Regions from separate parts of the Mus musculus genome. Here region 1 is linked to region 2. Evidence: chromatin loops called from intact Hi-C (ENCODE). Cell type or tissue: heart. All regions are shown on one strand. Links, peaks and the distances in the headings refer to the core of each region. The heading gives the core; the rest is flanking DNA. Region 1 holds the start of Ttll11 (tubulin tyrosine ligase-like family, member 11). Region 2 overlaps Ndufa8 (NADH:ubiquinone oxidoreductase subunit A8).

Region 1 (7,296 bases), core at 1,506-6,505, 56 kb after region 2:
CAGGAAAAAAAGTAGCTCCCATGCCTCCTCCCTAGACAACTTCTTCCTGGTTTCCTCCAGAAATGGATCTGCTGTTACAGGTCCCTGATATAACAATAGTCAAGTTTACCTAAAAATTGATTTTCCAGTTAGCAAAGGAATTTCATGCTTGTTGCAAAAAAAATAAATTGGAAAACAGAAAAGAATAAAGAAGAAATATGACTCACTTAATGGTCACAGCCCAGAATAATCACTATTAGGATTTGGAAATATTAACTTCCGGTGTTTTTTCTCTTATTACGTTCTTTTCATAGATAAGAATAACAATAACTCGTGTTCTTACATCTTCTATATACACATTTCAGGTGCTGCAAGCCAACCCGGAGTTAGAATCGTATCATTGCCGTTACTGTCTTGAGTTCTCTGAGCAGCGATTTCTTTCACCATCTGTGAAACATGGCTCCCAGAACTGTCCCCAGGATGACCAGGCATCTGCAGCGATCAGTTCAGTCCTTGTCATAGATCTGTTACTAGCCAATAACAGGTTATAATGTGAAGCTTTGTCTTTTCTGATTCCTCAAAGCAATCTGTAGAAGTAGAATTGACTTGGGGGTGGGTTCAGGGGCACGGAGAGCCACAAGATGGCTACAGGTTTCCAGAACGGAAAGGAAAGATTCAAGCAAGATTTTGTGTTTCCAGCGCTGCAGCTGTTCCCATTTCTCTCTAAATTCTTTCAGTCCCTCTTTATGTTGGGCAGTTTTTAAACACGGTAATTACAGTGCTCTCGCCGGTTCCTATGATGTTACATCACTGGCATTTTTCTCTAGGGCTAAAGCTGTCACAGACAGCATTTACCAAATTAACTTAGCTGCTTCCTCAGTGTGGAATAACTGAACCATGTAGAATTTCATTCATTCATTCATTCATTCATTCATTCACTCATCCATCCATCCATCCATCCATCCAACCATACATACATACATACATACATACATACATACATACATACATACAATAGTTACTGAGTACATCCTCTCTGCCAGGTCACTGTACCCCTCATTTCTGGCTCCAAGACTGGCAAGACAGACATGAAAACAGACAAGCAAAGCTCCCACCTTGGAGTCATGAGGTCCCTTACCCTGACCTGCTCTTTGCTCTCAGCAGTCACAGTGGACGCTGCTCCTGGATGCACTTCCTATGGGGCTGGAATGTTCATTTACATATTCTGGGGGCTTCCAGAGAAGTGAGAGGTATTTCCAGTGCTGTCCAAAGCCCAATTGGGCCCTTTGTGCCCTGTTCTTTTTTCCCCCCATGCTTGGGTTTCATCTGGTCCAGTCAGCTTCCCTGCTCCCTTGCATGCACAGCACTGCATCTCTTCCTTATCCTTTTCCTCGGTGAGTTCCTGCAGCATCTGCAGCAGGGGCAGGGGTGTCCTCGGCTGGTGGACAGAGCCTCTGTGACTGTGTCTCAGTGGGCAGAGCCTGTGCTTGGTTTCTTCCTCACTGGCTCTGGCCATGGCTTATGCCATGGCCACGCCATCTAACTATGCCTGCCCCATTCTCAAGATTCAGCGTATAGTTCATGTCTGATGTAGAGCCTGGCTTTTAATTCTCAGGAAACTCATTTGGTCTCATGCTTCATCTTTATTTTTCTCTCTTCCATAATTATCTCACCGGGTGAGGTCGGCTTTAAATTGAAGGACCAGAGCCATCTCAGCGGACTGAAAGCTGAAGATGTGGGCAGAGCTGGAAGGACACGTGGGAAGCCCCAGAGGCAGAAGAGATTACGACTGTATAAGCAAGCGGCTATCGCTATGTGGGCCGCTCTTTTCAGATGTGATAAGCTGTAAATAATTTGTTACTGCATCCACAGTGCTCTTTGTGGATCACATTTTCTGGTCTTTTCTAGAGAGAAATCAGTTCAAATCTGTCCTTGCCTAGACTGATGGGGAGGCTGAGATGATTTCTCTGTGAAGTGGCAGTCAGGATGTGGTAGAGGGTTATCATGCACACCATCAGTACAGACTGTAGCTACTTCTGCCGGAGGGCACTGAGTAAAGTTCCCCAAAAGACAGCTACCAAGATGACTCTGAGTTTCCTAGGCAGAGACACTAAGGAAGGGTACATCTAGGCAGAGGGAACAGTGTGTACAAAGTCACAGAAGCAAAGAGAGGATGTGATTCCAGAAAAGAGGGTAGAAAGAGACAACTAATGTTTGAAATTTATCAAGAGAGGTTGTGCAAGTAGAGGATGTTTCTATGCTTGGAGAGCGCAGCTCCAGCTGCGGTATGAATGGACAGGAGTGTAATGGAGACAGATGGTACTCATTGGGAGGCTGCTGCAGCAGCTCGGAGAAAAGGCAGAGGCTGACCTGACACAACGGTGACAGGGAAGGCAAGAGAAATGCTATCTCAATGTAAAAGTCACAACTGTAGGGATGGATTAAGAGAGGAGGGAGGTGGGGTATGATAATTTTAAGCATTAATGAATGAGAGACATCAGGTGGGACAGGATTTGGGGTGTCCTACTATTCATCTCCAGAACTTTCCTTACTGAAAGCATAACCCTGAACTAATTCCTGAGGGAGAGTGAATGGCTGGGCAGGGAAGGCCCCACGGACAGCTCCAGAACTCTCCGAAGGCCTCAGGCAAGTCTCTGGTTCTTGATATTGGGGCCTTAGAATCAACGGGGCAACTTTAACAATCCCGCCCACCCCCAACCAGTCACACCCACAGGCTCAACCAGATGTTCTGGGCCACAGGGTAAGCACCTCAAGCACCTACAGGTTCTTGACGCCTCCACACCTGGGTGGGCCTCGAGGCAGCTTGTTCACACACTGAAATTCCCGGCCAAGGAAACAAGACTTTTGGAGAAATGCAGGAGGGGCCATTTTCCCCCAGGACCCTTAAAACTAAATGTGGCAGAACTCACTGAAGTGCAACCACGGCCACTGGTCAGTCCAGGCTGCTGTTACGACTTTCTAACCCCATTTTCTGAAACTTTCAAGTTAACCCAAATGTGGCTCCCTCAGGCAGGAGAGGACCCTCTTCTAGATCAACTCTACATTTTTATGCCTACCTTAGTTGGGTATAGGAGTTCATCACTCAGGAGGCAGAGGCAGGCAGAACTTTGTGAGTTTGATACCAAGTGGTCTATATAGTGAGTTTCAGGACAGCCAGGCCTGCTAAAGAGACCATCTTAACAACAACAAAGTATGGCAGCCATGAAAAACTGAAAGGAGGGGCTCAAAGAAATACTTGTACATGAATGTTAATGGCACTATTAGTCACAAGAGTCAAGGGATTAAAATAACCAAAAAGTCCGCAGAAAGGTCTATGGAAGAATAATTGTGCACGCACACATAGAATATTTGTAAGCTTTATGATGGAGTAAAATTCTGACACCCACTATGATGAAAAACAAAAACAAAAACCTTGTGAAGCCAAATAAGATAAAAACAAGAGGTACCCCAGTAGTTAGATTCAAGGGGGAAATAGACTTGTGGTGACCAGGGCTGTGGGGTGGGAATCCCAGGAGTTAGTTTATGGGTATGCTTTCAATATGAAAAGTTCTGAAGATGAATGGTAGAGATGGTTTGCACCACAGTATGAATGCACTGAATGCCACTGAAGAGTGAATTAAAAATAGATTAAATGAGGGCTGGAGATGAAGGCTCATCTGCCATTCATTTCCTGGAACCACGCAGCAGGTCACATCAGGGAATCTGATGCTCTCTTCTGGCCTCCTTCTCCACCAGGAACATGCATAGTACACATACATACATGTAGGCAAAATTATACACACCACACACATAATAAATTTAAAAATAATTAGTACGTTTTGTTATATGTTTTTATTGTAATAAAAAGTGTTGCCCTCTACAAGTCTAGGAATCTGAAGGGCTTCTCCATCTCATGGGAGAGACCTGAAAACCGACAAAGGTGGCCTCCAGCCTCAGTCTGAGGCTCACAGAAAAGGAGTCGATGAATGTAGTAGGACTGGGGAAACTAAGTCTCGTGTTTGAGGAAGATGCCGCTCTTCCCAAGTCCTTCCCTTTCCAAGCTCGGGAGCGAGACAGGAGCGCAACCTCTTTTACCCTCAGCCCCACTATAAATCATTCCTAGCCAGTCCCTGAGTGCTCAGAAACTCTGCATGTGTGACAAGCTGCCCTCTTCCAAGATGGCTATCGCCACCTCTGTGACAGGCCTGGTCACGTGGACGCGCTCGCTTGTGAGGTCGCCGGGCCCGGCAGGCGATTGTCCCTTGCGGGGCCCCGTCCCGAGGCGGCGACTATCCCTGTCAACCGGGGCCTGAGAGATCATGGCAACGGGCTCGGGCGGGGAGCGCGTGGCGGCGGCGGCGGCGGCGACGGCGGCGGCAGTTTGGTCGCGGGCCGGGACGGCGGAGCAGCGGCGGCGGCGGTGGCTGTGGCGCCGGCACCGGCCCTGAGCGTCATGCGGCGCAGCAGCCCGGAGAAGAAGCCGGAGGCTGAGTGGGAGGCGGACGCGGCGGCGGCGGCGGCGGCGACAGCAGCGGCGACCGAGTCGCTACCGGCGGAGACTGAGAAGCAGCAGGGCGTGGACGCTGGCGCGGCCGGGGATCCAGAGCGCCTGGAGCTGGAGGAGCAGCCCAAGGACGTGGGCCGGATCCCGACCCCGACGCGACGCCACGCGCCCGAGGAAGGAGAGGCCCGCGTCGTCCGGCGGCTGCCACCAGCGCTGCCCCTGGCCCAGCCGAGGCCGGCGGCGCGGGCCCTGAGCCAGCTCGTGAAGGCACGGGGCCGGAGCCGGAGCCGGGTCTACCGGCGGAGCGCAGGCTCGATGCGGCCGGTCACCGTGGACAGCTCCAAGGCCCGCACCTCCCTGGACGCGCTCAAGATCAGTCTTCGCCAGCTCAGGTGGAAGGAGGTGAGGCCCGCCGGCCCGGCGCGTGGGCACAGGGGGGTCGTCCCGAGGCCTGGCCCCCGGAGCCACTTCCCAGGTCAGGTCAGCCCGTCTCTGCTCTGCTCCCCTACAGCTTTTCTTATGTCTGCAGCCCTGGCCTCGTCAAGCTGTAGATCCTGGTTTATCCGTCCTGTCTTCTCCTCTGTTGGCCCCGGGGCCAGGGGCCACCTTTCACTTTCTGCATTTCAGTGATATTTAAAGTTTAGTAAACTTTCATGCTTAGAGTGCCACTCTTGGGCCAGGTTTGTGCTCGCCAGCGCCTCACTACACTCTTCAACTTAGCTGTGCGACCTTGAGCAAGCTACTTTTCTTCTTTTGGTCCCGTTTACCTCGGTAAAGGGAAGCCGGTTCGTTCCGGTTTGGAGCATAGTGCCTAGTGCTTGCACAAGGTTTCAGCAAATGACAACCTACTTTCATCACGATCTTTTACCACCACCACCATCACCACCACCGCAGACACTGATTGGGGGATGTAGCAGGTGACAGTAAGTGGGGGTGAAAGCATGTGTGAGCAGATGAATCACCCTTGAATTCATTTCAGACCTTTTAAGGGACGGGGTGGGACAAAAGCACCAACGAATCCGAGAGGTTTCTATTTTCATTGGCTGAGTAAATAAAGCCAGCTGACTTTATTTACAGCATAGAAACCATTGGTCCACTAAAGATTCCGTGCGCAGAGAGCATGAGGGCTCAGGCTCTGAACTTTGTGCTAAGTGTGGTACAAGTGGTTTAATGAAGTTGGAGACTGGGGAGAGATGGCCACAGGTCCACTATGGTCAGAATGTTGATGTCCCAGTGGAAGAGTTTGGTTTGGAGAGAAACCAAGAATCAGGTGGGGTGGTGGAGGTGGGGTCTGGCAATCCCAGGTGTCAGAGCCCTCTCAGTCTTGATTTTCACACCTTGGAAACTGGATGAAGATTGGTGAGACTCGGTTCTACAGTGTCTAAACTGTAGATAAAGTCCCATGTCCAGCCCAAAGATAGGCAGGCCAGGAAGGTAAACTTGGACTTGTCAGAGCCACCCAAAGATAGGCGGGCCAGGAAGGTACACGTAGACTTGTCAATGCTGCTGACCTACTGAAGAGAGTCCAGGGATAGAAAGTAGCTAAGAACTCAAGCTGGCTAGCAAGTGCCTGTGTTCTCAGCTCAGCCCTGAGAAGAGACAGGAAGCAGCCTTTATCTTGCTCACCCAATCCAGCACAGGTTCATTCTCTTAATTTGTAGATATCCTCTATGGTGATACCAAGTTCTATGCTGGGCCTAGAGAATCACACTTTAAATGTACTCTTGTCTTCAAGCGTTCCTAGTTCAGTAGGGAATGAAATCCAGTAAGTAGTCCTGGTATCTGCAGGCCCATTGCTGCTGCTGCTGCTGCTGTTGCTGCTGCTGCTGCTGCTGCTGCTGCTTTAAATGCTCCTTTCCCAGCTAGCTATGTGCATGGCTTTCTCTGTCACCTCTTGGGACTGCTGATCAAGGTCCTGAGAGAGGTTTCCCAGGCAATGTTCGCAGCCATCTCTAGCCCTGGCTGTTTGCTTCATAGCATGAACCTCTACCTGACATCGTGTTGTATTTGTTTATTGACTGTTTTTCTCACCAGAATGTAAGCTCTTCGAGGGCAGGCATTTTGTTTTGTTACTGCTGTACTCAAAGTTGTCTGGCATCTGGAAGTTGCTCAATAAATATTTGTTGAATGCATGAACATATTATGTGATGAGTGTCTCTATATGCTGTGGGAGACAGAGGCGGTCAACTCTAGTACATCTTCCTCAGGGAAGTGAAGCCCAAATGAGTCTTGAGTGTTGACCAAAGTTATTTAGTGGTGTGGACTTTGGGTCCCTGGTAGAGGGAGTGGTGTGGGCCAAGCAGAATGCATGCAGTGCTTTGCAGTAGAGCTGGCTGGCTGGATCACAGAGAGGGGTGTAGCATGGTGAGAGATAAGGCGGTATAAGTGAGCCGGGGTCAGATCGTGTCACAGGACTTGGGCCCATTCTTGAAAGGAAACCTTGTAGGCCGTTGCAGAAACCCAAGGGTCTTCAACCTATCAGCTCTACTATTGTGGACAGGTGAGTGGACTTCTTCAGACCTGTTTGCTCAGCTGAACAATGAGGTTTAGCAAATTCAGGCTCCCAGCCTACTGCCCTAACCACAAAATAACAATGTTAAATTCTTGCACCAGTGAGCCCAGAAGGATAGGTAGTTCCTAGGACCCTACCTTGACTGCCCCTCCCATTTTAGGCTGTCTTTCTATCACTTGTAAAACATGTTGGCATATAGGTAAAGATGCTCATTCTAGTGTATTTGAACATAATTGACTCCCAACAAAAAGCCTTCACTGTGACATAATGCCACCCTTCCTAAAGACAGGGTAGTATGACT
Region 2 (7,296 bases), core at 954-5,953:
GGGCCTTTGAAGATAGTTCATCCTGTGAAATTGAAGAATTTAGAGCCAAAGCTCTATCTTCACTGAAAGGATGAACTGTGTGGGAAAGGAAAAGGCTTCATTTAAACTTTAAAGACCTGTAGGGACGCCCACCTCCCTGAGCTGAGTGCCTTGCTATGTAGCTCTTTGTCAGCACGCAGCCAAAGAAGCTCGACCCACACTGGCCTGACAGCTCCTGCTGCTGTAGCTCAGGAAGGGCAAGCTGGGTAGACACAGTCGCTCTGAACCTTGCTCCACGGGCTCCTGTGGAATCTCAACTATCCCACTTCCATCCAGCCCTGTCTGCAAGCCGAGGGCTGTCCTGGAAGAGCTGTGCCCGAGAGCCTGTGTGAGCCTGCATAGCACCAGGCACACAGGCTGTTCAGCTCTGTTCCCTTCCCTTTGGGGCTAGCGCCCATGAACAGTTGTCACCAATAGAGTGGTAGCATAGCTTTGTTTTTCAATCTGACACGTTTTTTTTCTTTTTTTTACTTCAGACATTCTTTTGCTAAAACTAAAAAAATTACTTTAAATAGTAGCCAACCAAAGTTGAAAGTAATAGGACTTACACACTTAACCAATAAAACTGCCTTTTCTTGTTTCTTCTCACCACAGGGGAAGCGTAAGTCAGGCTATCAAAGCAGTATTTATTCTTGAGTCTTTTTATATGGACATTTTTTTACCCCTTCCCCCAGGTTTCCATATTAGTTGCCTCAAATGTGTATTTCTTGACATGTTTTATCAATTTTGATTGTACTCCACCCATTGTTCAGTCTCCTTCTAGAAAGAGAGCAGAGAGAGGCCTAACCTATGTTTCATTCTCTGATTCTGTGTGGCCTACTTGCCTCTCCCGCTGATATCTCACCCTTCCTAGGCAGAGTTAACTCCTGCTCCCACTCAGCAACCACAGAGAAGTGATCAGGGACCTCCTAGTTCATCCTGGGAACCCCATTTTACACATGGCCGCTTCATCAAGTAGGCAGTCCTAGGCCTTCCCTTAGGAGTGGCCCTGGGGTGCTCCTGTCCTTTCTCTTTTGGAGTGCACCACACAAGAGCATGTCGCTTTCTTCTCCCCGCAGTCAGTTGTTCAGGGTCCCTGCTTACTTTATGTTCAAGAACATTTCTTAGAAGCAAAGAATGACAGTTTTCTAGATTGATTTTATAAATACCTTGAGTGAAGCATTTGGAACTACTCTGTCAAGCAACAGGAACCCTGAGTGACTTCCAGTTACAGCAGGAGACAGAGACCTGCACTCAGACCTTGGGCTCTGGCCAGTTAGTCAGCCTCCTGTGAGCTGGCTGTAACCTGCACACAAAGGGTTATAGTAACTGTGTACCTGAGAGATCTGGGCACAGAGACAGACAGACCTAGCCTCTCATGCATACAGATAGCTAGAGTTGGTCCCATTAGAGTAAAAGCCAGAAAATGCTTAGTGACTGTGGCCCACTTAGAAGGATCTGCTGCTTCCTTAACTTCCAAAGGATAATTTCTGAACTAGAGGTAATGCGGAGCGGCACAGCATTTACCTAGCATGTACAAGGCCCCGAGTCTGGTCCCCAAAATACAGAAAATTAAAAAATTACAAAACAACTTGTGATGGCTTCCCACTGGAGATTCTGGTGGCCGGCCATTGGGGTGGCATCTTCCTCTCAGCTGCAGTTTGGAACCTACCATCTACGTTGGCCCACGGACTCAGCTCTGAGTTCTTCTGTTCCAGCTATCCGGCCTGGTTTCCCTGCCTTCTAGCCTGCATGTAGTGATTGGTTGCTTCCCTGTAACAGTGGCACCTGTTGCCATCAGGTTAAATTGAAGCACCTTTGCATAGCATTGCATAGTGTATCACCCAGCCCTGTTCCCTAGCTGCATGTGGCATTTATAAGCACGGATCTGACATTGTGTCCTAGCAAGGTAGCCTTAGTGAGCATCTGTGGAATCTCCTGGTGGGAGCTGGGAAGAGTGAGCAGACAGCAGGCTCAGCATCTCAGCATCAGTGCTGATAACAGCAGGGTTTGGTCAGTATACAGCCTGCTCTGTGTTGACTTCTCTGGACCTTCCCTCTGTCTTCTTTGTCTCTGCTCTCTCTGTCTTCCCCTTAATCGTCCCAGCTGGCTCCCAGTTCTCTTCAGAAATAGTCTAGGCCCCAGCCTTCACTGTGAGTGATTTGTGCAGGGTCCACCCTTCTCTGTTGTCATTGGGCAGCAGGCAGCAGGGTAGCCGGGTCTTGATTGATAGCTCCTCCATCTTGCTCACTAACCAGTGAGTGAGTCCCAGAGGATATCTTGTCTCTGCTGAGGATATATTGTCCTACCATATAGAGGGTCAGAAAGTCTGCTTTTAGATGTTGACTCTGATTCAATATAGCTAGATATATCTTCCCGAGCTTTGAAGCTGAGGAATGGTTGAGGCAGCAGGAGCAGAGAGGGGACCCCCAGCAGTCTCAGGGTTACTACTGTTCAAGAGTCTCTTTGAACCCTGACTCTCTTCTTCGCCCTTCCCAGGTCACCAAAGTGAAAACAGATCGTCCTTTGCCAGAGAATCCTTATCACTCAAGAGCAAGGCCAGAGCCCAACCCTGTGATTGAAGGGGATCTGAAACCCGCCAAGCACGGCACCCGCTTTTTTTTCTGGACCGTGTAGAGATGGGTTGACGGTCCACACTTGGTCACCTCGGTCATGCGCCCAGACAACAGACGACGAAAACACCCGTGCCGATCTCGTGTTCTTTCCTGGATCACAGACATTAACAAAAAAGTTAATTTATGTGACTTGGCAGTTATTCTATACATTTCCTGTCCATTAAAAATTTTAAAGGAAACAGTTGTGTTTTATTATGCTCTATGTAACCTTTTAGCCTTTAAAGATGACTTCCCCTTGTTCTTTCTTGTGCCCCTGACTGTCCCACTTGCTTTGTCCTGTGGAGGACCAGCCACTGTGGCAGGAGACCCACATTCCCATATGGAAAAATGAATGAAGGAGGCTTTTCTACCTGAAGCAGCATTTCAGGGTGTTTGGCATACAGTGCAAAGCCTCAGGTCTCTTTTCTCCTCCAGCAATCCAAGCTTATAGATTTCACTAAAAGTCATTCTAGAGAAATGTTCAAGATAGAGCAACGAAAGGTCTGAGCCTGTGACTCAGGCTCGGGAGGGGCTGCTAGCTGGGCCTTAGGCAGTGTTTCTTAAAGCTCCTTAAAGAACCTCACTTCCACCGTTTCCCCTCCATAGCCCATCGTCCGGGTGTTATAACCCAGATGTTTTTCCTGATAGACGAGGGGGAGGGGGAGGCTGAACTCCCAGCTCCAAAGCCAGGAAGTTGGAGGTCTGAGTGTCAGTTCCAACCTTGGGTGTGTTCTTTAACCTCCTGTGAGAGGTTGAGTTTGAGGACAAACCAAAGGGTACAAGCTTATCTACCTCCTGGGCAGGTTAGAGCCCCGGTGTTTATAAAGCTCCTTGGTTCAAAGCACTGTTCCCCCAAGTCCCTTCACCCCATCTAGTTCCCTCTCATCCACTTGGCCATTTCCTTTACAGCTGGCTGAGTCACTGCTCGTTCTGATTGTGGCGTTACATTGCCACATAAGACTGTGTAAGTCATCTGAGCCTACTGGGCTTTGAGCTTCTCTGCAGAACTGTGAGAAGAAGAGATTTGGACAAGTGTCGCCTTCAGTGCATTTGGAGGGAGCGAGGCTTTAAGGGGCAGGGGCTGCTGTCTAAAGGATCTGAGGCCAGTTCAAGGGAAAAGACTAATGGTTGGCCATACTGCTCACCCCACCACTGAGAGCATTTGCAGTGAAGTTCATACTTGGTCCACACAAGATCCTTGCTAGTATCTGTCTTAGACTTTCAACTCTTGAGTAAGCCCTTTAGGTTTTAAAAAAGCTGAGGCGAAGTCTGTTAACATCTTGGTAGCCAAGTAATTGGGAGCCAGCTGCAGTACCTGAAGTTGGTCATGGTCACAGATTGACAGGTATATGGCGTGCTGCCTGCCACATTTTACTTCCTCAGTTCCCTCCCAGAGGAAGCTGGGTCTGTCTTAAATAACTCATAGTGCTTACCCAGCTAGCACTTGCACTATGCCGAGTGATTACCACGAGTCCACTCCTTTGTGGTCAGAGCTATTTGTAAGGGATATCGTTGAATGGAGAGAGAATGCATTGCCTTACCAAAGGACTCGGGTTTCCAGCACCTGCTTCAGGTGCTTCACAACCATCTGTGACACCTAAGACGATCCAAGACCTCCAGACTCTGGGCGCGCACGCAGATGTGGTATACACATGATTTAAAATAAAATGTATAAGGAAAAGAAATGTCAGCTAGCCCATCTCATAGTTGAAAGAACATGCTTAGGAAGAGGTGGAGAGGGCTCCTCCCCACTTGAGAAGTACATACAGGGTACACGGGAAAGGTTTTCTGGTTCTAATGAGCATATCTATCCATTAAAACCATTAGTAATCCATATCTGATATCTGGGATTCCCTCCCCACCCAGAATGGTTTCATTGGTCTGTGGTGTTGCCTGACAGGGTATGAAAGCTCCCCTGGTTTGTGGAAGGCTCTGGCTGATTTTGTATTTGAGGAAGCCAGTGAGCAGGTCACATTCTAGCTGAGTGCTAAGTGGCTAAGCTGAGATTTGAACCCAGATACAGCAGGTAACAAAACCTGTCCCATAACGTAAGTTGGTGCACATGCACCATACGGAAAATTCTGGGTCAGTGGGTCTGTAAGAGATTTGTAACAAGCTTTCCAGCAGACCTCTGACTCCTTATTGAATGGGGTACAAGAATCTGATGGATGTAGCCTGCTTCAGGTGGTCTGTGGCATGCCAATCGCTCCCCGAATGCTAATCCACCTCTGTAGATTTCGACCAGTGCAGCCTGAACTGTTAATGTCTTCAAATTCAATTCTAGGATGTTTTAACTTTTACCCAAGTTGGACGGCAGCTGTGTCTTCCACCCTCCCCACCTTGCTTTGAATTCCTTGAACAAAGGAACCAGCTTTTGGCTTTCCTGTGCTCTTCTTGATGGGATCACACGACACCATAGCCTTCTAGGACAGAAGGGTCTAGGTAGTTAAAGATAATAATTTCTTACAACAAATGAAGGTCTCAGTGGCAGTAGGTAAAAGGTCACGGAACAATTTGAAAGCCGTTAGTGTGAAGGTCCCCTGAGCAGGGCTTCAAACAACAGAAACTGGCTTGGCCTGAGGCTAGAAAGACTAATTCTTTGCATTCCCAAAGGAAACATATCTGGCCTTTCCCTGCCAAGCCCATTCCTGTCTTCCCTATCTGAGTCCACACTTGTCTCCATCCTCCTAGTGTCAAAACACGAGATGCATCTTTGGCTCCTTCCACTCATTTCTGTCCTGTTCATGTCCCAACACCAAGCCCCCTTGAGTTTCTTCTGTTGCACATCTCACATTGACTGCTTCCTCTCTATCTCTCTGCCCTCAACCTAGGCTGCCGTGTTTCCCTTGCCTGGATTATTACAACTGTTTCCTAACTGTGGTCTAGTCCATCTCCCAAATTGCTGTGTGTGCCTCTGCTGCTCAAAATCTTCAGTGGCTCCCAAATGCCTGCCAGGGAACGCCTGAGCCCTTGCTAGCATCCTGACACTCCATAATCTGGTTTTAGCCTACCTCATTTCCCCACGTTTATCTTAATCTTACAATGAACCCTGCACTCTGTAGAAGGCCAATCCCAGACTGATTTCCACTTTTTTTTTTTCCTCCCGTGCTGGGAGTTAAACCCAGGGCTTCCTGCATGCTAGTTAAGCCCTCCAGCTAAGTTACATCTCCAGTCCCAGTTTTACCTTCCATGTTTGAGACATTATCTCGACTAACTTGCTCAGGCTGGTGTTGAACTTGGTGATCTTCCTGTCTCAGCTTCTCAGGTAACTGGGATCACCGGCCTGTGCCGATGGATGCCTAGATGCTTTCTAGCGTTTAAGTCTATCTGGCTGCTATCTCGCCAGGAAACCATCCTTCCTCCTCCTCTGCCTCTTGAACCCTGAGCCATCTCTCAAGGCAGACACTAGTGCTGTCTTCCCCAGGAAGCATCGTCTTCCTACATCCTGCCCCATTGTTCCCGTGACACAGTGGATAGCATGATAACTGAGGGCAAGAGCTCTGGAATTCCATTGTTTGGGTTGGAATACACTCGGTAGCTATGTGACCCTAGGCAAGGAAGGTTCTTAGCATTACTGTACCTTAGTTTCTTCACCTGTGAATAAGGAGGGAGGAGCACAGAGATGGTACCTACTGTCTGGAGTGGCCTTAAGTATTTGGTGAATTACGCACCAAATGTAGCCTGCTGGGTTGACACATGGCAGTAGTATCCTAACATGTAGCACTAGGTACGCACCAGGGATCTCCCCTTGTCCCAAACTACAAGGACTAAATAAATGTCTGTCCTGATGCCCACCGCATGACAGACATCTAGGAAATCAAACTCACTACCACATTCATCTTTCCAAAGCCTATCTCCCACCAAACAACAAATTCCTTCCATGTGGAAACGTGCTTAACTTATTCACATTAAATTGTTTTCTTATAGATAGCAAATCCTGGGTGAAATGCTTTGAGTATAATGAAGGTTGTATTCTTAGGCCACGAAACAGGCTGTGAAAAACTTTAAAAAGTTGCTTATATAGCTGAGTCTGGTGGCTCATTCCTATAATCCCAGGGTTGGGAAGGCTGAGGCAGGAGGATCACTGCAAGGTTCAAGTACAACCTGAGCTGCAGAGTGAGATCTTGTTTCAAAACACAATGTCAATTAAAGACAGACAGACAGACAACCAAAAACAAAACAAAACAAAACAAACAAACAACAAAAAAAAAAAAACCAAAACTGAACGACAAAAGTCGCTTCTACCACACGGGAAAAATTCAGTTTGAAGTTGTGATGTTCTTATGGGTCCTTAGCATTTGCAACATAAGTCCCAAGTCACTGTTCTTGGTCATAATGAAAAAGCTAGGTGTGTTGGCACGTGCCTTGATTAGTTACTGTACTACTGCTGTGATAAAACACCGTGGCCAAGGCAGCTCATGGAAGAACAGGTTACTTGGGCTTTCAGATTCAGAGATGTAGGGGTGCATCATGGTGAGGAGGCACAGCAGCAGCAAGTGGAGGTGTAGCGGCAGCAGGAGGAGGAAGTGTCAGTAATAATCACACCACAGGCTTGACACTGTACGATGTTGAAATTTTCTGCTCCAAAGAAATTAGTCCATTGAATTTTTTAAAATTTAGCCTCAGGCAAGTTCTAAGGACAAGGGCAGAAGATGGATCAATT

What was found. A loop is a pair of places that touch in the nucleus more often than their neighbours do. Peaks named below come from ENCODE experiments on the same cell type or tissue, not always from the same donor. Only the 100,000 strongest peaks of a DNase experiment are listed, where the experiment ranks them.
Region 1: it touches region 2 in a loop (2.2-fold over the local background); 2 of 42 quality-filtered maps call a loop at or near these places.

Annotation. Positions count from the first base shown.
Region 1 is chr2:35,976,761-35,984,056 of GRCm38, reverse strand. It overlaps Ttll11 (tubulin tyrosine ligase-like family, member 11), which reads left to right and starts at 4,237. Exons shown (of 10, transcript NM_029774.3): 1 at 4,237-4,885. The coding sequence starts at 4,433. In heart, for the core only: no CTCF peak of the experiment used is centred there; DNase peaks (open chromatin) are centred at 4,236 and 4,746; H3K4me3 peaks cover 2,031 bases; H3K27ac peaks cover 1,376 bases; H3K27me3 peaks cover 1,348 bases.
Region 2 is chr2:36,031,863-36,039,158 of GRCm38, reverse strand. Ndufa8 (NADH:ubiquinone oxidoreductase subunit A8) reads left to right here. Exons shown (of 4, transcript NM_026703.3): 4 at 2,518-2,835. The coding sequence ends at 2,655. Among named protein-coding and RNA genes, the nearest start is that of Gm39798, 4.6 kb to the right of the region's middle. In heart, for the core only: no CTCF peak of the experiment used is centred there; DNase peaks (open chromatin) are centred at 3,318 and 5,078.